2 separate regions of the Homo sapiens genome follow, and region 1 is linked to region 2. Evidence: read pairs that join two places in POLR2A ChIA-PET (ENCODE). Cell type or tissue: B cell. All regions are shown on one strand. Links, peaks and the distances in the headings refer to the core of each region. The heading gives the core; the rest is flanking DNA.

Region 1 (12,456 bases), core at 1,468-9,467, 450 kb after region 2:
CACCAGCTGACCAACATGGTGAAACTCCATCTCTACTAAAAATACAAAAATTAGCCGGACGTGTTGGCACACGCCTGTAATCCCAGCTACTTGGGAGGCTGAGGCAGGAGAATCACTTGAACCTGGGAGGCAGAGATTGCAGTGAGCCGAGATCACACCATTGCACTCCAGCCTGGGTGACCAAAGTAAAACTCCGTCCAAAAAAAAAAGAAAAAAAAAACGAAATGGAAATTTCCAGAAATAAACAATTCATACATTTCAACTTGCTGCTGTTCTGAGTAGCGTGATGAAATCTTGCGCCATCCCACTTCATTCTGCCTGGAATGTGAATCATCCCTTAGTCAAGCATATCCACGCTTTATATGCTACCCACCCGTTAGTCACTTAATAACCATCTCAGTTATGAGATCCACTGTCCCAGTGCTTGTGTTCAAGTAACCTTTATTTTGCTTAGTGGTCTCAAAGCATAAGAGTAGTGATGCTGGCATATTGTTATATTTGTTCTATTTTATTATTAGTTATTGTTAATCTCTTACTGTGCCTAATTTATAAATTTACTTTATCATAAGGATGTATTTATAGGACAGAACACATATATAGAGAGTTTGATACTATCCACGGCAGTATATGTAGAGTTTGATACGATCCACGGTTTTGTGCATTCACTGGGGGTCTTGAAACATATCCCCCGTGGATTAGGGGTACTACTGTGTTAATAATCATTGTAGTTAACACTTACTGAATGCTTTCTATGTGTCAGCACTTTATGTGACCCTCTTTAATCTTTGTAGTTTCATGAGGTACTATTATATATATGAGTCGAATCACAGAAAGATGAAGACTCTCACTGAAGGCCACATGGCTGTGTGGTGTGCCTGGGTTTGAAATTCAGAGTCAGGGCTCCTGACCACCATGCTATAATGCATAGGACTTATATGGCGTTCGACATGAGATTATAGTTTAGGCCCTGACACTTACCTGCTATATGACTCTGCCCCAAACCTCAGTGTCCTCAAATGGTAATGATAAGAAGTGCAGTCAAAAGGTTGTTAAGGTTACTTAGATAATGCCTGGGGAGAATTTAACATGGTCCTTGTTGATAGTCAGTACGCAACAAATGTCATCTGTCCTCCTCCCCCTCCTCCTCACCTTTAACCAAATAACTCAAATAGTATGAGTGCTTTTAACAATGATGATTTATTAAAAGAAACAACCCCTCTTCCCTGCCTCCCATATCCCCTGTAGTCTCCATCCACAGGCTTGCTGTTTTCATCCATCTTCCTAGTCAAGGAACTCCAGACAGTCACATCTTGGAAGATAGGAACTCCAGGAAGGGATGACGATCTTAGGGAAAGATGATCCTTAAGATAACTCTTCATCTGAGAAAAAGACAAAAAAAATTTTGCCCGAGACCTGCTGTTTTGGGGACCTGGATCCACAGAATACAATCAAGAGGCAACAGTTCCCAATTTGGGAAATCAATCACACCTGCAAAGAGCCAGCCAGGCCCTAAGCAGTCCAAGGATTGCAGGTGGATTGGCCAAACAATACATTCTGAACACAAAGGGTTTTTATTTAAAGTGTATGCTGATTCTGTTGTGTTTAGTGCAACTTAGTTTATAATCAAAACTGGTAGCTTTTTATTATGCATTTTTCAACTAATGGCTACTGAAAACAAATAAATTATCCTGTGAGGCCCCTGAGATATTTTCACAGAAAAGGGGTTCTCATAAGTCAACATGGCAATGTACATCACAGGGTTAAAATGAACATACTCTTTATTTTTATTTTTATTTTTATTTTTTGAGATGGAGTCTCCCTCTGTTGCCCAGGCTGGTGTGCAGTGGTGCGATCTCGGCTCACTGCAAGCTCCACCTCCCAGGTTCACGCCATTCTCCTGGCTCGGCCTCCTGAGTATCTGGGACTACAGGTGCCCCCACCACATCTGGCTAATTTTTTTTGTATTTTTAGTAGAGGCAGGGTTTCACCATGTTAGCCATTATAGTCTCGATCTCCTGACCTCGTGATCCGCCCGCCTCAGCCTCCCAAAGTGCTGGGATTACAGGTGTGAGCCACCGGGCCCGACCAATGAACATACTCTTTAGTCATCAATTTTACATCTTAGAATTTGTCCCAAGGAAGTTAATAAGTGTGTGTATGCCAATTTAGTATTTGTTACAATCATATTCATAATATCAAAATAAGAAATATCTTAAACATGTATTACTAAAGGTTGCTAAGTATCTGAGCATAGCTGATGAACTTCTATAGGTTATCAAAGATGATGGGATAGAAGCATTAGTATTGACATTAAAAGTTGTTTGGTAGCTACTTTTAAGTGAAATAAAAAATAAAAATAGGCACATGATTATCTCATTTTTATATAAATATTACATATTTGTGTATGTTTAAAATATGCACCAAAGTGTTAAGCAGACATTGTTTTGGGGTGGGGGATTATGTGTGATTTTTATCATTTTGCTTAAGTAAATAGTCCAATTTTTCTCCAGGGCATACTGGGTTAGGGAATTATTTTAAAGGTGTGGAAACCACCAGCCTGTGATGGATGCATCTTTTTCTTGGGAAGGGTGGGGGAAGAGGGAGACAGGTAGGTTTCTGTCCTACTCATTTCTGGAAAGTCCCACTGAGACCAAGTGCACAACCTACCTAGACTGAACAACGTTTCAGAAAGCAGGGAGGGCCTGGTGTTTTTACCTGTCCTTACCCTGCAACACACTCATGGCCACACCCATTGCTGACACAGTGGTCTCCGGGGTTGCAGTCCCAGTCACCTGTGCAGAGCTCGACGCAGGTACCTATGGAAGAACGGATGTGCTGAAAACCACCGTACTTTTGGGACAGATGCTAGGGAGAACAGCCCTTGATTAAGAAGTCAGTTCTACATTTTTCTTTTCATTCAATATGCAATATGATTTATTACTTGAAGAATAATATCATTAACATCTTATATATTCTAGTTAAAAGCAATGCATTCACATAATCTCAAAACAGTAAGGCCGACTTTAGAGATGGGGATAATTGTGTTTGTGGAGGGGAAGTGCAGAGAAACCCACTTAAATGTCTTCACTTTCCCCACTCTGCAGGGAATAGAGTGGAGAAGAAGAGACTCACATTTACCATGTGCCATCGGGAGACACTTGCAGTCACCCCATGCAGTGAGTCTTACTAGGCCCACTTTACAGGTGTGGCAGTTGGGGCTCACAGAGGTGACTTGCTAGCCAGTGGGTACAGAAGTGAGATTCAACTGAGATTTGCCTGGCCCCTCAGTCTGAGCACCTTCTGCTGTCCCACATGGTGAAGCTCATCCTGACCTAGGTACATATCTCCAAATTTCAAGGAGTCATTCTGGACCTGATTGGAGGCTCCCAAGTTCCCAGAACATCAAGCTCTTTGAGGACCAATGAAGTAGGCTCAAAGAGTTGGTTAAGATCGCACAGGCTTTTAGGAAAACATATGCAGAACTCTGGATGAATATGTACTGTACTTTGATTGGCTACTCAGCTATTAGCAGGAATTTCTTTACCTGATTATGTCTCTGGGTCTTTCTGGAACTTTTCTCATCTGTAAAAAGGGGCCCCTGGATTCAGCAGGGGTAATGAGTTTTATTCTCCATTGTCAACTTCAGTCAATAGAGGTGGCTGTCTGATGCTGTGTTGAGAAGGGTCAGACACCTTGTCCAGGTTCAAAGAGAAAGAGTGCTAGGACTGATTAGCAGTATCTGAGGGGTATAAGAAGGGGACCTGGTGGGATATCTTCAATGTAGTTGTAGACCTCAGAGAAAATCAGTACCATCCCCCCATGCTTCCCGTAGCTTTTGTTGATTTGTGGTGAGCAGGCTGAAGATTCCTCTTCCCCACTCACAGCAGTTTGACTTATTAAGTCAATAATATATACTTATTAAGTATATGTTGATTTCTTACTATGTATAAAATAGAGGAAATTATCCAGCAAATACAAAGATATAAGACAAACAAGCTTAGAGTCTAACAATATGGATAAAACATATTCAAAGTACTAAAAACAAAGCAATATGTAACAAGTGTCCTAAGAGAGGTATATCTGAAGAATTAAAGAGTCTCAGCTAGGCATGGTTGCTAATGCCTGTAATCCCAGCACTTTGGGAGGCTGAAGTGGGAGGATCACTTGAGCACAGAAGTTTGAGACCAGCCTGGGTGATACAGTGAGACCCAGTCTCTACAATTTTTTTTTTTTTTAATTAGCCAGGCTTAGTGTCACATGCCTGTTGTCCCAGCTACTTGGGGGACTGAGATAGGAGGATCACTTGAGACCAGGAGATTGAGGCTGCAGTAAGCCATGATCATGCCACTGCACTCTGGTCTGGGCAACAAAGCAAGATCCTGCCAAAAAAAAAAAAAAAAGGCTCAGAGAATATGACATTACTTCCAATTAGATTAATCAGAAAAGGTGAGTTTTGAAGTGCAGGAATCTTTTTAAGGCAGAACTGAGGGGCATGGGTGGAGTGTTGTGAGAAGAAAGAAGAATTACTAGCAACAGTTCACAAGGGGAAATGCAAAAGGGCTGGGATGAGGGTGAGGCAAGTGAGGTGCCTTGCACAATGCTGGCGGTGAGCACCCATTTCATGTTTGCACCCTGGGTGCCTCATCCACTTCACTCCTCACCGTGAAACACAAGGAACACAGGAGGAGTGGCAGATGGAGGGCTGGGTAAGTGTTAGGGAACAGCTGGAAATGAAGCAGGAAAAGTAAGCAGGGGATAAAGTTACGGGGGTTGGGGGGCAGATCTCGAGGGCCTCAGGAGTTTGGATTTCATTTGATAGATCAAGAGAGAGATGTGATTGCTGTTTAATTAGGAAGATTATTCTGGTGTGAGAGCCTAGAATGGAACAGAATTCAACAAGCAAGCAAACTGCTGCAGAAAGACAGGGGCAGGGAGAGCTATTAGGAAGCTCCTTGGATGGCCCAGACATGAGGTCATCGGGGCTGGAAATACTGCGTGACAATGGGAGATGGCAGGGTAAGGAAAGAACATATGCAAGAGACACTCTCAGAGAATGGACAGTATTTGGCAACCAGTTTAATGTCAGGGGAAGGAGAGCAAAGAAGAGAGGAAAGTAATAACTGAATCCAATAATGTTTAGAGAGAAGAATAAAATACCATGAAGGATAATACAGGAGAAAAGAAAGTTTGAGAACTGAGGAGGTGGCGAGCAGTGTCGGACACTACAGAGGTTAAAGACTTGGTGACTGAGGAGTCATGAGATTTGTCCACAGGATCTGGGAGAGAAGTTTCAGGAGAGTGATGGGGCAGGGATGGAGGCTGTAGGCCATCTTCAAGGGGTCAAGGAATAACTTATGGGGGAATAAGGGCAGAGAATTAAGATTACTCCTTTGAGAATGTTGGTAAAAGGAAAAGAAGAGATTGAGATGATTAATATTTAACATGATTCAGAAAATATTTTCTCTAGGTGATCCAATTTACTTGTAGCAAGAGAGGAAGAAGCTTATGGAGAGGGAGAGGGCAGGAGTCAGAGGGTGGCTGATGAGGGGGTAAGAGGGGAGGTACAGAGATTCCAAATGGAGCGGTGACCCAGGGAAAGGAGTGCGGGAAGGTGGAGGTAGAAGAAAAGAGATTCTGCTCTGGGGAGCTGAGTAGCGGCAGTTGGAGGGTCCCTGCAGTGGCCTTTTAAGACCTTTTCTTCTTTCCTTTCTTCCCCTCTCCTCCCCACACACACTGGTCCCTGATGTCCTACTTTCTGGCCCCCTCATTCAAGGAAAAATGAACAGGGCTACCTTCTGCCTGGACTCACCCAAAAGCCGGTCTCCTGCAGCCTGAAGCTCTTGTACCTCTAGGCTGAAGATGATGAGGATCACAGGAGGAGGAAGGCTGCCAACTTCATGTTGCTGTTGGAAGGCTTTGGAAAAACACAGCAGGGCTGAGAGCAGCTGAAATTTATACCTTCCACCCGCTGAGCTGGAATGCAAGGCCAGGGGTGGGACTAGGGACTGCAGACACCTAAGCCCTGCCCAGAAACTGACATTTCTGGAGAATAGCCACCCACCCTGTGTACCCTGGGTCCTTCTACATTACCTAAGCAAGGCTCTGAGCCAAGGGAACGCCCTCCTCTGACAGAAAAATAAGACTCCTACACCAGGCCAGTTGCAGTGGCTCACATCTGTAATCCCAGCACTTTGGGAGGCCAAGGCAGGAGGATCATTTGAGCCCAGGAGTTCAAGACCAGCCTGGGTAACAAGAGCAAGACCCTGTCTCTACAAAATTAAAAAAAAAAAAAGTTAAATAATGAAAAAGACTCCTAAATCAAAAAAGCTGTGAGTGACTGAGAAAAAGGGGCTGGCGTGGGGAGGGTGGAGGGATGAGTATTAACTTTTATTATGTATATTCATTCACTCATTCATTTTCAACATAAGTATTGAATGTCTGCTCTGGGCCAGGCGTGGGCTAGGCATGAGAGAATCCCAGAGAAATTACAGTCTGGGAGCTAGGTGCCAGGTAGCAAGGGTGCAGTCTGCTCTTTCCCTTCTTCCCCCGACCCACCACACCCGCCCACCTCCACCCCCAACTTCCAGGCCTAGCACCTCTGGAAATGAGGGCAGGGAAAAGCAGTACAGAACAGGCAGGGGTGCTCCCTTATCACCTGCTGGTGGTAGAGAGGTGGCCTCAGTCTCCCACTGCCTTGGTCTGATTCTGTTGCTGGATACCTAGGCAGATGTGATGGTCTTTGCCTATAGGAGCTATGTAATTTTCTTGAGATAAAGCTCTGCTTCATCTCATCCAACTTCATTTCTGAGAACCCAAACTCAAGTTATGCATATTAAACTCTTCTAGGATATCTCTCGTCCTGCAGCTCTGGGGTGGGAGTGGGGGCGGGACCATAGTAACCAACCAGCTGGGGAGTGAGGTTTCATTTCCCCCTCCTTGTAGCACTCCTAATCTAGATGAATGATTTTCTTAAACACACACTCCCGTTGTTTTTTTTTTTGCAGGGGAGTGGGGATGTTGTCAGGGGTAGGGAGAAATATACCCTCTTCCCTCTCCAATGGCAAGGATGCAGGGAGACATGTATAACTTTTGGCCATGTGTCGTGTGTCCCACAAGATACCTTATATAATGTGAGATAAGGAGGATACCTGGGCTAGTTGAGGGTAGTGAGACAAGTTTGCAACCTTGTGATAGGCCCCCTGGGCCACTTTCTAAAGTGAAGTCAACTTTAGACTTCACTTGTAAGTCTAAAGTACATGATGTTTCACTTCTGGTTCCTAACTCTGAGGTTACAGGGAGAGACCCACTCTGTTCTACTTCATGTATCACAGTTCCTGAAATGCCATTGGTTAGAAGTCCTTTGGGCAAACAACTGACCTTTTCTGCAAATCCTTCTTATCTAACAAGGCCCAGCCTAAATGTCACCTCCAAAACCTTCCTCAACTTCCACCCCTAGGAGAGTAACATTCTCTTTAGTACTTATTTTGTCATAGGACTTGTCAGACTCTATTGTAATTAATTATTATGATCATTTTACATTTCTCTCCTGTATCTTGCTGGCTAGCATGGGGTCTTACTGATCTTTCATCCTCAGCTCTCAATAATGGGCATTTATTATCCTCAATAATGTGTGTTTTGGGATGATGAGGAGCATTCAGAGAGCCATTGTAATTAGGAAGACACTTCACGTGGTTTCCAATACAGACAGGCATTATTATTGCCACGTTACAGTTGAGAAGATTAAGCCACAGAAAGTTTAACTAGCCCCAAGTAATAGTTAAATGGCAGAACCACAGTCAAACTCCAAAGACAGTGGTCTATACTAGTACACATTACTGTCAGGCTACATCCAAATTCTTAGAAAATAATTTGGACTCATCTCTGGGTACAGATAAATGAGCTTTTGAGGTCACAGAATTCTGCTTCATCTAGTGTGGCACCCGTAATCACAATTTCATTAGCACAAAATAACTGCTTTGAGCTAAGCAACTCACTCTAGAGGCTTCTGAGTACTCAATCAGATTAAAAGTAGGTGCCATCCACCCAAAACTGTTACTTCGGTTTTAAGTGAGTTGAGGAGCAGCATGTGGCCCTTATTGCTGGCTGTTTACTAAGGCCGTTTCGAGGTTGTGAAAACAAGCCTGATCCGAGTATAGCACAGTGGCCTGAGAGTGAGGACCCCGGAGTGTGACGGGTCTGGTTCGCATCTGCTTCACTACTTGCTAGCTGTGTGACCTTGGGAAAATTAACTTCCCTTTCTGAGCCTCACTTCTCTTTTCTGTAAAGTGGGGAGTATAATTCCTACTTCAATGTTGGACAGACCAAATTACAATATGTGTACACATACATACCCCTGGCACAGGGCCCTCAACACTAGCAGCTACTATTGTGAATTTCTGAGAAAGAGGATGCATGTCTTTCTATTCCCTAGAGCAGGGCATCTACAGACAGCTCATGCAAAAGTGTATAATTTAATTAAGGAAATATTTCAAGATAAAGAAAACTCAGAACCTGTCCCTATTTTATTCTGCTGGATATTGTAAACTGAACCATGAAGAGACTCCAAGGCTGAAGCTAGTATTACTGTCACTTCCATGGCTCTATGCGGGCTCATGATTCCCATATGGAGGTCAGGAAGCTTAGTATGTGACCAATTCTGCCTAAAGAGTCATTAGCAAGGGAGGGTCAATAAAGTCACAATCTTATATAAGGCATGCATCCTTCCACCTACACCTCTTCATCTTGTACCAGATCTAGATAGTGTCTCAGGTAAGCCTAAGAATCTGAGCTCAGAAATCAGATCACCTGGACTCAGATCCTGACTCCAACTTAGTAGCTGCATGACTGAGGACAAGTTATTTAACCCAACATCATGTTGCTTGGGGAAGTTTCCTTTGATGACAACACAGATGGGCAGAGATGGGCTATGATTTATGTCTTCCCTCCCAGCATGTGCATCCTGGGTCATGACACAGGTATTTGGAAGCTTAAGCCCCAGTAGGAAGCTGACCTTTCTGGATTCTATAGACCTGTGTTTAGCATTAAGTATTTTCAAAAAAGCTCTCTAAGCCAAGGGAAACAGCTTCTTCTGCCTAATAATTAAGACTTCTAAAGAATGGTGGCCACTTTGAATGACAGAGAGAAATGGGGCAGGGAGAAAGGAACTGGCATATACTGGGCCAGTTCCTTCTGTGTGCCAGATTTTACCCCCCACCCCACATGCAGATCTCCTATCGCTACCCCCTTTAAAGATCAAAAACATTCTCAGAGGTTGTCTTCATTTCACACACGAAGAGACAGTAGTTTGCCCAGGTTTACACAACTTAATTCCCCAAGTCTTTCTGATTTCAAATCCCAAGCTCTCTCCTTCACATGACACTGTTTATGACTTTTCCTTACACACCCCTGTTTACCTGATTTTAGATCCAAATATTAATATTACAGGGCTCAGGTCTTGGCCTAGGAACAAGGACTGGCATCCTCTTTTCTTCTTCCCCCAGTCTTCACAGAACTATCTAGAATTCCTCATTCAGTCACACTGTCTGAAATGTTAACAAGTAGAGACTTCCTAGGGTAAAAAGCCTCCTGGCACATTCAGATGTAGGGAAAATCCCATATTTGATTATAATAACATTTTACTTCCTCTTTCCAACTTGAAAAAAAAACTCAAGCCTTCTTGTATTACAGGTTCTCAGAAATGTTGATCCATCTTTTGTATCTAAGTTTTTATTTCTCCTTTTGCAAAAGCTGCTCTAAATACCAGCTTTGCTGCTCCGTAGGCTCTGAATGGTCAGAAGAACATTCACATTACGAGGATGACTCTGTGGAATGCTTGACCACTAAGTTTGGTAAATAGCTGGTCAGTCTTTTTCACTTTAGCCACAGCTGGGGAGGAAAGCCTCTATATGAGTGGCAGAGGCTGGCTGGCTGTTTACCAGACTCATTTCTTCTTTCTGAGGACACAGTAGCTTACATTTCCTAGCTTTCTTTGCCATTGGTTTGCTACAGCCATGCAATTGAGTTCTAGCTAATGGAATATGAGCAGAAGTGATCCACTCCACTTCCAGTGTGAGACCCCTAACTCCCCTGCTCCCCATGCACAGCCTTCCACTGTCTTCTTCCTATTGCTGGCATGAAGCACATAAGCAAGCTATCTTGGAAGCCATGTGTTGAAGCTGGTGAAGACTACAAGATGGAAGGAGCCTGGTCCCAGAATCACCACTTGGAGGAAAGCTGCTTGCTGTTCAAGTACTCCAGTTTTGGATTTCACACAGGGAGGGATAACCAGTAAGGGATAACAAGTTAAACCAGCAAGATTTGGGTTTCTGACCCCCTAGTTGACCAACAGATCAGCTGACCCCCTTCTGATCCCCTAGCTGACTGACAGATTCATGAGAACTACTGGGGGAACCCGCCCCCAGTATTTCAGCGTTGGTTCTTTCTATTTTCCATAAGTATCAGCCGGCTGAGAAATAATGAGAAAGAGTACAAAGAGAGGAATTTTACAGCAGGGCTGCTGGGGGTGACATCACATATCGGTAGGACCGTGATGCCTGCCCAAGCCTCAAAACCAGCAAGTTTTTATTAAGGATTTCAAAAGGGGAGGGGATGTATGAACAGGGAGCAGGTACAAAGATCACATGCTTTAAAGGGCAAAAAGCAGAACAAAGATCACATGCTTCTGAGAAAACAGGACAAGGGCAAAAGCAGAACTCCTGATAAGGGTCTATGTTCAGCGGTGCTTATATTGTCTTGATAAACATCTTAAACAACAGAAAACAGGGTTCAAGAGCAGAGAACTGGTCTGACCATAAATTTACCAGGGCCGGGTTTTTCCCCACCCTAATAAGCCTGAGGGTACTGCAGGAGACCAGGGTGTATTTCAGTCCTTAACTCAACCGCATAGGACAGACATTCCCAGAGCAGCCCTTTATAGACCTCCCCCCAGGAATGCATTCCTTTCCCAGAGTATTAATATTAATATCCCTTGCTAGGAAAAGAATTTAGCGATATCCTTCCTACTTGCATGTCCATTTATAGGCTCTCTGTAAGAAGAAAAATATGGCTCTTTTTGCCCAATCCCACAGGCAGTCAGACCTTATGGTTGTCTTCCCTTGTTCCCTAAAAATCGCTGTTATTCTATTCTTTTTCAAGGTGTACTGATTTCATATTGTTCAAACACACGTTTTACAATCAATTTGTACAGTTAACACAATTATCACAGTGGTCCTGAGGTGACGTACATCCTCAGCTTACGAAGATAACAGGATTAAGAGATTAAAGTAAGACAGGCATAAGAAATTATAAAAGTATTATTTGGGAACTGATAAATGTCCATGAAATCTTCACAATTTATGTTCCTCTGCCACAGCTCCAGCCGGTCCCTCCGTTTGGGGTTCCTGACTTTCTGCAACAGAGAACAATTGTTATTTCAAGCCACTGAGCTTTGGGACAATTTACTTTTGTTGCAGCAGCTAATTAAGACAATGCAGATTCTCATTGGAGAATCTAATGATTCAAAAGTCAGTTAGAATGGCTGACATTGACAAGTCAGCCTAACCTCTTTCTTCTACCAACACCATCACTACCACCACTGCTGCCGCCCTCCACTGTACTCCTAAAGAGAGTGGCTACTTTTGGGGATTCTTAATTTCTTGAAGTCACTGTGTGAAGGCCAAAGCAACTCCATGTTGTAATCTGCCATGTTGCCTTCAGATTAACCTCTGCTCTGGGAAGGCCATTAAAATTTCCAGTTTGTGGCCGGGCGCCGTGGCTCATGCCTGTAATCCCAGCACTTTGGGAGGCCGAGATGGGCAAATCGCAGGGTCAGGAGATCAAGATCATCCTGGCTAACATGGTGAAACCCTGTCTCTACTAAAAATACAAAAAAATTAGCTGGGCATGGTGGCAGACGCCTGTAGTCCCAGCTATGCGGGAGGCTGAGGCAGGAGAATGGCGTAAGAGAATCTGGGAGGCAGAGCTTTCAGTGAGCCGAGATCATGCCACTGCACTCCAGCCTGGGCGACAGAGCGAGACTCCATCTCAAAAAATAAATAAAATTTCTAGTTTGTCTGTTATTCCTTGTGTAACAGCACATACTTACTGTAAATTCTGCTCTTAGGTCAAAACAACTTTGGTGTTATCATACTTTAATTGTTCTACACATCACTTCTGAATCATGTATGCCCTTTTCCTGTGGTATATCAGCCCTGGGTCTGTGGGGTAATGGTGCAGGGATCCACCATCTCATCTCTCCACCACCAGAGACACAGACATGGCTTCTGTTTGTAGGTCCCTATTAAATGTTACCTTCTAAGAGATAGGATTTGTCAGCCTCTTTCTTCAGCCTCTCAGCTTCCTTGTACTTTGGGGGTAGGTTTGCATAGACCTGCCTGCCATGGAACAATTATAAATTTTTTTCTGAAAAAATGGCAGTGTTATAGTTGTGGAATACTA
Region 2 (12,456 bases), core at 2,435-10,434:
CCCTTTCCATTTTCCATATTTACAATCAAATGGAGTATATTTTTAAAACCAAGACAGGAAAAACAAAGTTTAAACCATTAAAAACTGATGAGCATTCAACGTAGATTTCTGAGTCTCATTGCTGATGTGTTTTTTATTTTTATTTTTTATTTTTTTGGAGACAGAGTCTTGCTCTGTCGCCCAGGCTGGAGTGCGGTGGCGCGATCTCAGCTCACTGCAACCTCTGCTTCCCTTGTTGCCCAGGCTGGTCTTGAACCGAACTCCTGGCCTCAAGCTATCCTCCCATCTCAACCTCCAAAGCACTGGGATTACAGGTGTGAACCACCATACCCAGTCTTGTATTTGCTTGTATTTGTTTCTTTTGCTTAAACATTTTAAATAAAGTCAGGCTATCATATTTTACCTGTAAACACTTCAGCTTGCATCTTTAGAAAATAAGGACATTTTCTTTCTTTTTCTTTTTGAGATGGAGTTTCACTCTTGTTGCCCAGGCTGGAGTGCAATGGCACGATCTTGGCTCACTGCAGCCTCTGCCTCCCGGGTTCAAGCGATTCTCCTGCCTCAGTCTCCCGAGTAGCTGGGATTACAGGTGCCCACCACCATGCCCGGCTAATTCTTTTTTTTTTTTTTTTTTTTTGTATTTTTAGTAGAGATGGGGTTTTGCCATGTTGGCCAGGCTGGTCTTGAACTCTTGACCTCAGGTAATCCACCCACCTTAGCCTCCCAAAGTGCTGGAATTACAGGAATGAGCCACCGTACCTGGCCAGGACATTTTCTTATAATCATAATATTATTTATAGCTCCCTGATATTTAAGAACAATATCAGAAAACCAGTCCATATTCATATTTTCCTCATTGTCCCTAAATGTTGTTTGGTTTAAATCAGAATCCAAGAAAGCTCATACTGCTTTCAGTTATGTCTCTGAAGTTTCTTTTCTTTTTTTTGAGACGGAGTCTTGCTCTGTCGCCCAGGCTGGAGTGCAGTGGCACAATCTCGGCTCACTGCAAGCTCCGCCTCCTGGGTTCACGCCATTCTCCTGCCTCAGCCTCCCGAGTAGCTGGGACTACAGGTGCCCGTCACCACACCTGGCTAATTTTTTGTATTTTTAGTAGAGACGGGGTTTCACTGTGTTAGCCAGGATAGTCTCAATCTCCTGACCTCATGATCCGCCCGCCTCGGCCTCCCAAAGTGCTGGGATTACAGGCATGAGCCACCGTGCCCAGCCTGAAGTTTCTTAAAAAAAAAAAAAAAATTTTTTTTTTAGCCGGGTACAGTGACTCATGCCTGTAATCCCAGCACTTTGGGAGGCTGAGGTGGGAGGATCCCTTAAGCCCAGGAGTTGGAGACCAGACTGGGAAACAAAGTGCTGCCTATCTCTACAAAAAAAAAAAAAAAAAATTAGCTGGGCATGGTGGCGTATGGGTGGTACCATCTATTTGGAAGGCTAATCTATTATCAGTAGTTAAAAGAAATTCACACCCAGAGTTTCAGCCAACCTATGGACAGCTGAATTAAGCAGCCCAGGAGGTTGAAGCTGCAGTGACCCATGATTGTGCCACTGAATTCCACCCTGGGCCACAGAGCAAGACCCTGTATGAGAAAAAAAAGAATTGGAAGTCCTAAAGTGTAATTTCCTTTTCTCCTCACTTCCCCAACAAAAACAAACTTTAAAAAAAAAAAGGCATTTCATAGTGTCTGAGGCAGTTAAGCACCCAGAGACCACTAATCTAGTATCAGTAGTTGAAAGAAATTCACACCCAGAGTTTCAGCCAACCTATGGACAGCTGAATTAAGCAGATAATAAAATGCAAATGCAAAAAAGCTAACCTTGAGCTGGCTTAAAGTACTGATATGTTGTATGTATTAATAGTTAATATCAGTGAGCTCTGGGTTGCTTGATCCCAGGAGTTTAAGGATACAGTGAGCTGTGATCACATCACTGCACTCCAGCTTGGGTGACAGAGCAAGACCCTATCTCTTGCACTCCAGCTTGGGTGACAGAGCAAGACCCTGTCTCTTAAAAAAAAACAGAAGGCAATATCTGTTGAGCTGTTAGATGTCAGGCATTGTTCTTTGCATTCACATTAAATCTTCACACCTCTGAGATAGATACTGTCATCTCAAATGTTTCATATGAGAAAACATAAACACAGCCTGTGTTCTCTAGATCAGTGGTCCACAACCTTTTTGGCGGCACCAGGGACCAGTTTTGTGGAAGAAAATTTTTCCACCGGTTGGGGGTGGGAGTGGGGGTGGGATGGTCTCAGATGAAATTGTTTCACCTCAGATCACAAGGCATTCGTTAGATTCTCATAAGGAGTGAGCAACCTAGATCCCTCGCTTGCACAGTTCACAATAGGGTTCGCGTGCCTATGAGAATCTAATGCCGTGGCTGAAATGACAGGAGGTAGAGCTCAGGCGGTGATGACTGCTCATTGGCTGCTCACCTTCTTCTGTGTGGCCCAGTTGCTAACGGAATACTGGTCTGCGGCCTGTGGTTCGGGATCCCTGCTCTAGATTATGGGGAAGCCGAAGTACTATTTTCTCATTATAAAAACAGAATCCTACCTTTTACTCCCCACCTCCCCCTGTTAATAGAAGTTGGAATGGAGAAGGAAGGAGATGCATTTTAAAATCATTTGTAACATGTAACTCCAGGGTACTTCAGAGTTTTAAAGAATAAATAGGGAATAAATTTGTTTAATTGCCTTTTTAGATCCAGGTTTAGGTGTCAAGTCCTAAAGTAGTGCCACTTGCAGACCAAAATCGAATCTGGAAACCAAATGAGTTACAAAGTTTGGGTGCTTTTCTGTAAAAACAAGGAAGCAGTTTATTTGTATACTTTTGTGTCTTGTGCCATTCTGTTGGAAAAGGGCGGAGGAAATACATACTTTCATATGCTACAGGATAACTCTGAAATGCAAAAGTATCTCTAATTGCTTAGGGGAGAAGGGTATTACTGGAAAGACGGGGTGGGTGACTTTTCATAGTATAACCTTTTGTAAGATTTTAGTGCTTTACTGTATGCACGTGATAACTATTCAAAAAAACAAGCCCCTTTTTTTGGACCCAGTTTATTGACTCCATATTCTTATAACAGCAAAATAAAAATTCTTTTAAGTTAAAAAAAACTTTATCATAGGAATTTCCAAGCATATGTTAAAATAGGATATCTCCAGCTTCAACACTAATGGCATTTTGCAGATTGAGAGGATAATAAAATGTAGCTGTAGTTTGGATACATGTATCCAGATATATTACATGTATTTCAGATATGTCCTCTGAAAATACCTGCAAGTTTATAGAGAATGTTGTATATGTCCTTTGACTTTATCCATGCTTAGTTCCATAGTGTATAATTCAGTTTATGGCTGGGTACAGTGGTTCATACCTGTAATCCCAACACTGGGAGGTCGAGCTGGGAGGATTACTTGAGCCCAGGAGTTCGAGACCAGCCTGGGTAACATAGGGAGAACCTGTCTCTTAAAAAAAAAAAAAAATTAGCCAGGCATGGTGGCGCCTGTAGTCTCAGGTACTGAGGAGGCTGAGGTAGGAAGATCACTTGAGCCTGGGAGGTCGAGGCTGCAGTGGTACCACTGCACTCCAGCCTGGGCAACAGGGCAAGACCCTGTCTCAATAAATAAAGAATAAAAATACAATTCAGTTTCTGTGGTATAGCTTATATGCCATCACACCTTTATAACTGACTGAGAATACTTTATGGTTACTATGTGCTGTTTTGAAAATAAAACCTGTTTAAAAATATGTTGCATTTTAAAAGTTTTAATCTATATTGATATTACTAGACATAGTTATATAGTTTGGCCACCCTGTTACATGCTCCTACTGTAAGGGTATACCTAAACCAGACTTGCAGTTAATAAGAGTGACTTGTCCTATTATTGTGTGCTTTGGCATATTTCTCTTTTGAGTATATAACAGGAAAATATGGGAAGAATTGCTGAGTGTTCTAGACATTCTCACTCAAAAGGAACATCAGTAAGGAAAACAATCTTACCTACCTTATTTGAAGAGGTGGAAGCAAATTTAACCTTCTCTTAGCCAATACGGTCACTTGAAGTTCTTTTTTTTTTTTTTGCCAAAGTCTTGCTCTGTCACTCAGGCTGGAGTGCAGTAGGGCGGTCTTGGCTCACTGCAACCTCCGCCTCCCGGGTACAAGCGATTCTCCTGCCTCAGCCTCTGGAGTAGCTGGGACTACAGGCGTGTGCCACCATGGGCCCGGCTAATATTTTGTATTTTTAGTAGAAACGGGGTTTCACTGTGTTAGCCAGGATGATCTCGATCTCCTGACCTCGTGATCCACGCCCCCTTGGCCTCCCAAAGTGCTGGGATTACAGGCATGAGCCACCACGCCCAGCCGAAGTTCCTGTCTTTTTTTCCTCACAATTAGGAAGGCTATATAGGAAGGAGCAGGGTCCTGTTCAGTTGTGTAAATGACCACCACTTAAGTGTGCTTTTTTAATATGTTTAAACATGTGCCATTATTAAGAATTTGACACGGCTGGACGCCGTGGCTCATGCCTGTATTCCCAGCACTTTGGGAGGCCAAGGCGGACGGAACATGAGGTCAAGAGATCGAGACCATTCTGGCCAACGTGGTCAAACCCCATCTGTACTAAAAATACAAAAATTAGCTGGACGTGGTGGTGCACGCCTGTAGTCCCAGCTACTTGGGAGGCTGAGGCAGGAGAATTGCTTGAACTGGGGAGGTAGAGGTTGCAGTAAGCCGAGATCATGCCACTGCATTCCAGCCTGGTGACAGAGCGAGACTCGGTTTCAAAAAAAAAAACAAAAAACTTGCAACTTCAGAATTATGTTCATGTTTGCTGGTGTTTTAACTCAAACTGGGACATAAATCCTAGGGAAGTAACCCATATCACTGTTGTTCTAATAACTGCATTCGTAGTAGAATAACACTACATTCACTAGTAGAGGCTGAGGGAGAGAGGAAAAGAAGGAATTACAGGTTACAGGCTACTTTTCTGTTCTTGTCTAGACTGAGGCTGACTGACTTGTCTAGACTGAGGCTGAGGCAGGTGGACCATGAGGTCAGGAGATCGAGACCATCCTGGCCAACATGGTGAAACTCCATTTCTACTAAAATACAAAAAATTAGCCGGGCATGTTGGCGCACTCCTGTAGTCCCAGCTACTCGGGAGGCTGAGGCAGGAGAATCACTTGAACCTAGGAGGCAGAGGTTGTAGTGAGCTGAGATCGAGCCACTGTACTCCAGCCTGGCTGGCGACAGAGCAAGACTCCATCTCAAAAAAAAAAAAAAAAAAAAAAAAGAGTTTGTCACTTGCCTCCTGTTTAATTTTGCATTTTTTAAATAAAGTATATCTATTCCACATGGACTATTTTGATTAGTACCAATACATTCCTGAAGGAGATCAAAGATATATATGCATAGCTCTCTTGGTAGCATATGTTTAATGAGAAAGTAATATAAGGATTACATAGATTAGGGTTGCAGGCAGTTCTGTCACTTTAAAGCCAGATCTTTTATTTACCTTATTTTTTAAAGTTTTTGCAGAGATGGGGTCTCATTATGTTGCCCAGGCTGGTATCAAACTCCTGGGCTCAAGTGATCCTCTCATCTCAGCCTCCCAAAGTGCTGGGATTATAGGTGTGAACCAAGGTGCCAGGCCAAATCTTTGTTGTTTTTTTTTTTTTTTTTTTTTTTTACAAGTAAAATACCCTGAGGCTGAAGGTCATTGCTAACTGATGCAGCGTGTTTTTCTTACTGCTTTTTTTCTGGGGATCTAACAAGGAATTGGAAACACAGGTTTTTGACTTTCCTTTTTCCTCCTCATTGTTTTCTGATAGTGTTTTCTTAAAGTCATCTTCCACCTGCCTCTGAAGTTGAGAAGTAGGAAGGAATCTGTTAGAATCACTTGGGGTTCAGTTAGTAGTGTCTGTGGTTTGCTTCCTTTTGTGGTTTTGAATTTAATTTCACTATTTGACTAACACTATTTTTACTCCGACTTCCTCAAACACTGTGGGACTTAAGCTGTGACAGGTGAAACTCAGTGCCTTAGATGAAGGCTTGGTAGAGACTTAGAAACATAGAATTCTTACAGGGTAGCTTAGGATTCTTACAGCATAACTTACTGCTTTTAGGTATATAGCTCTATGAACTTTATGAGCCCACTGGAATGTTTTCTCCAATTATCGGAAAGGATAATTATCAATTAAACTTAAGGAGTCTAAGGACCCTCTACTCAGAAAAATAGATGTGAGATCCTGTCTCAAAAGAAAAGTTAAAGTCAGGAAGAAGTTAAAATTAATGGTTTATAAGGCTTTACTATAACTAAATACATTATAAGTTACATACTTTAAAGCTAGTGTATTTGCCTTGCATTACAGCATATACTTGAGCTTGTAAAGCAGGTTAATCTACTTTATTACGATGTTTGTATTAATGGTTAGAGAGTTGTTTGACTTCTTGCCCCTATATTCAGTGACTGAGTTACTGTAACTACACTTTATAACTGAGTTATAACATTAATAACTTAATACCAGTAGTAATTGAGATAGAAGAGTGAAGAGAAAGTAAAATGTAGCCTTGTAGTCTTATGTTATATCTTATTCAGAGCCTGGCCTGGTTATGTTTAAGCACTATTAGCAGAAGAGTTTCAGAAGAGAATTTAAATAAAATACAGTTAACTTGGCTGGTTTAGTCCATAAGATAATAGTGACAGTGGTGGTGTTTGTGGAGGAAAACTGTATTGCTAGAGGACAAGGGTGACAGAAAGACTTGATTTTTTTTTTTCCATGCTTTTTCTTTTCTGGGGTGTGTGTGTGTGTGTGTGTGTGTGTGTGTGTGTGTATTTTGTACCATGCGAATTTATTATATTACCTTTGGAGGAAAGGGGGATAAAACTAGTCTGGCCAAGGCTAATAAAATAAAGCCTCCATGTAGCTTCTTTTAGTAGGACTTAATCTGTTACAACATAGTTAGTCACCCAGAGTATTAATAACCCACTATGGTAGAGATTTCTTCCTAGTAACAAGTGACTTTTGTTCTTACATACTTAATTGGTTTGCAAAGACCTACCATCTTTAGATCCACTATATTTGTTTAGCAGATACTTTAGTATTTTCTGAGTACACAAAGCAAATCTAATTCCATTATTTTCCTTGTTAAAATCCTTAAGTAGCTCCCTTCGCCTGTAGAATAAACTCAGGATTCTTACTGAGGTATGTTTAGCTTGTTGGTCTGGCCCTTGCTCATTTCTCTAACCTTAATTGTGTACTCCCTCAATCCTATAGTGTTACAAAAGTACTTGTAGTTCCCTTAGCCAACCACACTTTTACGTCTCTGTGCTTTACCACATGCTCTTTCTGTTGAGAATTCTCTCGCCTGCCTCCTTTGAACACATTGCTTTAGCTGTGTAGCCTTTGACAAGATCCCTCTTACATATCTTTGTTTTGGCACTTTTTGCACAGAATTAGAACTTGTTTGCTCTTGCTATTCAAGTTCCTTTATTTAGATCAAGAATTCTGTGACATTTTAGATCTTTTTATGCTTGTAACTTAATTTTTCAGCTTCTTGAAGCGTGAACAAATAACTGCTACATGTTAAGGGGGGTGAGAGAGGACTGGTCCAATAGTTCCAAGGTCTTAAAATAAATCAAGAAACTCAATTACCTCAAATCCCTTGAACCATGCATGCTACCTTGCAGATGTTGCTCTTTCCTTTAACTTCATCTGTATTTGTTCTGCCTCTTATTTGAAACAGTTGAATGGCATGTTTGTTTGAAGAAGAGAAGGTCCAATACTTGGCTATTAATAGTCTCTCTTTAATTAACATAATGTAGATGTTATTGTGACCTTGAAGCATTAATGTTAAGTGAGGATTTGTGTTGATGAGCATATATGAATGTCAAGTCTTTGGAATCCACTTGGTAACATGGTTTCTTATTATTTTTTCTAGCTCCAGAACCTGGGTATCAACCCAGCAAACATTGGCTTCAGTACCCTGACTATGGAGTCTGACAAATTCATCTGCATTAGAGAAAAAGTAGGAGAGCAGGCCCAGGTGGTAATCATTGATATGAATGACCCAAGTAATCCAATTCGAAGACCAATTTCAGCAGACAGCGCCATCATGAATCCAGCTAGCAAAGTAATTGCACTGAAAGGTATAAAAGAATGTGGGTTTTCCTTAAAACTCTTCCTATGTTTTTGTTTTTTTTTGTTTTTTTTTTGTTTGTTTGTTTGTTTTTGAGACGGAGTTTTACTCTTGTCACCCAGGCTGGAGTGCAATGGCACGATCTTGGCTCACTGCAATCTCCACCCCCCAGGTTCAAGCGATTCTCTTGCCTCAGCCTCCCGAGTTGCTGGAATTACAGGTGCCTGCCACCACAACCAGCTAGTTTTTTTGTATTTTTAGTAGAGATGGGGTTTCACTATGTTGGCCAGGCTGGTCTCGAACTCCTAACCTCATGATCCGCCTGCCTCGGCCTCCCAGAGTGCTGAGATTACAGGCGTGAGCCACCACGCCCAGCCAGCTCTTCCTATGTATTTATGCAAGTACAATAACTAGGGTTTACCTTTTTAAGTATATTGATTAAGTTTGGTTAAAGAAAATAGATCTGCTAATACCGAACTTGATTTAAACCACTTTAATTACTTTTACTTGGAATGTATCTGTGGAATGTCTTAACATATATCTACTTAGAATAATTTTAAGTTTTAGAATAAATGCATTTAAATTTTGTATCTGGTATAAAACTGTGCTAAACATATCTCTCTACAGAGGAAAGAAATTAGTGATTCATATTCTGGAATAGAACATACTTTACTAATATTAGCACCTAAACATTGCAGAATTTTGTTATGATGATAAACTTGCCTTTGATTCTGTGCTTTTTTTTTTATACTTCGGGCTTGTGTTTCACTTAGATTATTGGGTTCTAGAAATGGCTTGAATTTACAGTAATTGTTTAAAGTGTGTTTGTATTTAGGTGGATATTAAAGCTCTTGAGTGAAGGGTATTTGAGTTTATTCAGACTAACTTTTTAATTGTCCCAACAAGGGAACTGTGCAGCTTAAGTCTAAACAGAGTTCAAAGACTCTTAGACTGTCACGGAAGCTGTATTCCTTTGAACTTTAGAATGAGACTAATTGACCCTTTAAAACAGATGTTTTTAAGAGGGCTCGGTGACAAACTGACTCTTAAAAAGGCATTCGATTGCCTGCTTTGTTTTTCATTTTGATAGAAGAAAGAAGAGTTCAAGTTCGCAGTAATTTGTTGATAAATTTGTGACTAAGTTATTAGAGGTGCTGAACTTTGACTTTTCTTTACATGATTTAAACTTTGTATATAGTAATAATACTAGTTGGAGAGTGAATAGGGTTGGGTAGGACTAGGATATTCAAACAAATAAGTCACTATCACATATCTAAGATAGAAACTCATCTCATCTCGAGGAAAAATGGTCCAGCTTTCACATAGGACCAGATGTTTTGTGACAGTAAGTGTTTTACTTCTATTACTTCTATTTAGGGTATTAAGCTTCCTTCAGACTCTTTAAAGAATTTAAATTCAGGTCCTTAGCAATTCCCATGCCTCTCTATTAAAAGGCCATCATTTTAATTTTGCCAAAATTCTTTTCTATTTTTAATGTTATTGTTATCTTATCACATTTCTTAATGCTTTCTTATGTGTGCAGATGGTGAGTTATCTTAAATTAGATTGTATTAGTTATTGTCCTGTTCTATAAAAAGAATAAATTGAAAAGATTTTCGGAGCATTGTACAATAACATCATAGATTTGTCCCTATATGTCTGCACTATGGAGTCAAGCTGTCATCCCTTGTCCCCCTCCCCAAGACCACCCCACTTATGTATATATTCCAACCCCTAATAATCTGGGAGTTGAGGAAGGCAGCAAAGGAAAGTAAGTCATTCCAAAATACTGCTTCCCTCTGAAGCCAGTTTTGAACCCCTTGGCTTCTTTTTATAAACAGGACTGTAACTCTCACAATTTTTCAAGTCTGGTTGTGGTTTACATACTGTGTGGGATGGGAATAACATTCTTCATTTTATGAAAGAAATTTTTGCACATGTGTTACGGAGGGTTGTAGTACAAAGCTGTATGTTTTGCCCCCCTTCTTTGTCCCCCCAGCACCCGAATCTTAAAATTTTGGTCCTTCAGGAGCCAGATTCTCTGTGTCTCAGGAATGGTGTTTTTCTTAGTCTTTAAAGACTAATCTTGATAGCCTAGTGATAGTTGTAGGCTTTGGCCTCTATTAATTTATACCAAATCACATTTTGAACTGATGGATTTCAAACTACAAGTACAAGCCTTTGCATCTGACTCAGTGGACTCTTAACACTCAAGGCAAATTTCATCCTTTTTTAACTAAATGCTTGCTTTCTTAATTGGATGAAGCTTGCACTTTGTTCTTATCTCCAGTATATTAACAGCATCTGAAACTATCCTCTTCCTTTGTCTCCCTCTCCTTTCCTCCAGCACCTCTACCTTCCCTTTGTTATCTTAAGCCGGTTAAATGTAGCAGGCACTTCTCTTACGTGCTAGTGGCAACAAGACAGAATTGAAGCAGATCCTCTTTTTAAAAAGCAGTTTCCACAAGATTTATTTAGATGAGAGATGACTGCCTTTAAAAAAATACATTTTCTTTCCCCCATGTGTTTGTTATCAGAGTTGCTTTGTCTTGTGTACATGCAACTAAGTTTATGTGTAAAGTAAACATACTTAATTACAAGTATGAAGGTGACAGCTTTGTTTTCAATTATTGTTAAGAAAACTATTCATTAGGCTTATTTTCAGTTGGGATTTAGAATTCCATGGAAGTCATACTATCTGTTTAAAGTGTGTTTATTAGAGGTAATGTAGTTTTTGCTTAAAACGTAGATGTAGATTGTTTGCTTAGTCTTAGCTGTTACCTCTTTAATGGTTGCTGCTGTATCGATGCAACTCGTCTCGTAATAGAACTATTTTTGTTTGGAAGTGACAGAGCTAGTCTAGGTAGGTATTCATTCTAAACTTTACTCTTTTAATGATTTATAATTCTTGATTTTGTTTTTAGCTGGGAAAACTCTTCAGATTTTTAACATTGAAATGAAAAGTAAAATGAAGGCTCATACCATGACTGATGATGTCACCTTTTGGAAATGGATCTCTTTGAATACGGTTGCTCTTGTTACGGATAATGCAGTTTATCACTGGAGTATGGAAGGAGAGTCTCAGCCAGTGAAAATGTTTGATCGCCATTCTAGCCTTGCAGGGTGCCAGATTATCAATTACCGTACAGATGCAAAACAAAAGTGGTTACTTCTGACTGGTATATCTGCACAGGTAACATTTTAACTATTTTTTTATGAAGAAGAGGTTTAGAACACGGTTGTGCCCAGAATGCAGTTTGATTTTGAAATTAGGTCTTTCTATACTCAATCCTGTTGAATTTCACTTATTTTGGAAGACTTTTTTTTTCCTTCCTCCCATCCCTTCTCTTCTCCTTCCTCCCTCCCTTCTCTTCTTCCTCGCTCCCTTGCTATACTGACATATAATTTCAGAATGCTCTTACCAAGCGTTTTTAGCTCTTCTGTGGAGATTGAGTAGAAATTGAGTTTCTGTAAGAATGATTTGGGATTTATTATGGAGTATTTACTGCAGAATGAATGCTTCTATACCTTTTTGTTTAAGACGTATATGAGGCATATTTTAAACATTTATGTTAGGCTTTAACAAGATAATGTTTGGGGCTGATTTTAAGTTAAGAAGTATCAAATCTACAGTGAGAGATGAAGTGACAAATAATTATAAATCCTGCTAAAGATGACAAAGCATTCTAATTATTTCATTACTTGATGAATCTGAGAGTTTTTGATTTATGGGTCTTCAAACGTTATTCTCTTTGATCCTTTATAGCAAAATCGTGTGGTGGGAGCTATGCAGCTATATTCTGTAGATAGGAAAGTGTCTCAGCCCATTGAAGGACATGCAGCTAGCTTTGCACAGTTTAAGATGGAAGGAAATGCAGAAGAATCAACGTTATTTTGTTTTGCAGTTCGGGGCCAAGCTGGAGGGAAGGTAAGTTTTGGCTTTGGTAATTATTTTAATGAGAACTTGTATTTGGCTTTCTGCTATGAATTAGTCATCTAATTTCAAAATAGCCTTCTCCCTTCCTAAGTAATTTTAGTATTCACATTTGTGGTGACTTAATTTGTTCAAATTTTGCATCTAGTGATACTTGTCTAAAATGAATAATGTTCTTTCACAACTCGTTCTGTTGGCTGTTTATATTCTTTGATTGCTAAAGTGCACATTTATATGCTGTACATCTAGAGAGTTTGATTTAGTAGGTGTTGCCTATAATTTTTTTTGTTTATTTGTTGCTTTTTGAGACAGGGTGTCACTCTGTTGCCCAGGCTGGAGTGCAGTGGCGCAGTCATGGGCTCACT

What was found. Peaks named below come from ENCODE experiments on the same cell type or tissue, not always from the same donor. Only the 100,000 strongest peaks of a DNase experiment are listed, where the experiment ranks them.
Region 1: POLR2A ChIA-PET joins it to region 2 with 6 read pairs; 1 of 35 experiments calls an interaction of 5 or more read pairs at or near these places.

Annotation. Positions count from the first base shown.
Region 1 is chr17:60,082,388-60,094,843 of GRCh38, forward strand. HEATR6-DT (HEATR6 divergent transcript) reads left to right here. Exons shown (of 2, transcript NR_135648.1): 2 at 5,774-6,308. It also overlaps the pseudogene WFDC21P. Among named protein-coding and RNA genes, the nearest start is that of HEATR6-DT, 9.3 kb to the left of the region's middle. RefSeq lists enhancers at 6,695-6,764, 6,955-7,164. In B cell, for the core only: no CTCF peak of the experiment used is centred there; DNase peaks (open chromatin) are centred at 6,954, 7,124, 8,244 and 8,984; H3K4me3 peaks cover 3,045 bases; H3K27ac peaks cover 4,513 bases.
Region 2 is chr17:59,636,317-59,648,772 of GRCh38, forward strand. It overlaps CLTC (clathrin heavy chain), which reads left to right. Exons shown (of 32, transcript NM_004859.4): 2 at 7,960-8,167; 3 at 11,082-11,350; 4 at 11,924-12,085. Among named protein-coding and RNA genes, the nearest start is that of CLTC, 23 kb to the left of the region's middle. RefSeq lists a silencer at 5,946-6,025. In B cell, for the core only: no CTCF peak of the experiment used is centred there; DNase peaks (open chromatin) are centred at 5,965 and 7,345; H3K4me3 peaks cover 2,602 bases; H3K27ac peaks cover 5,137 bases.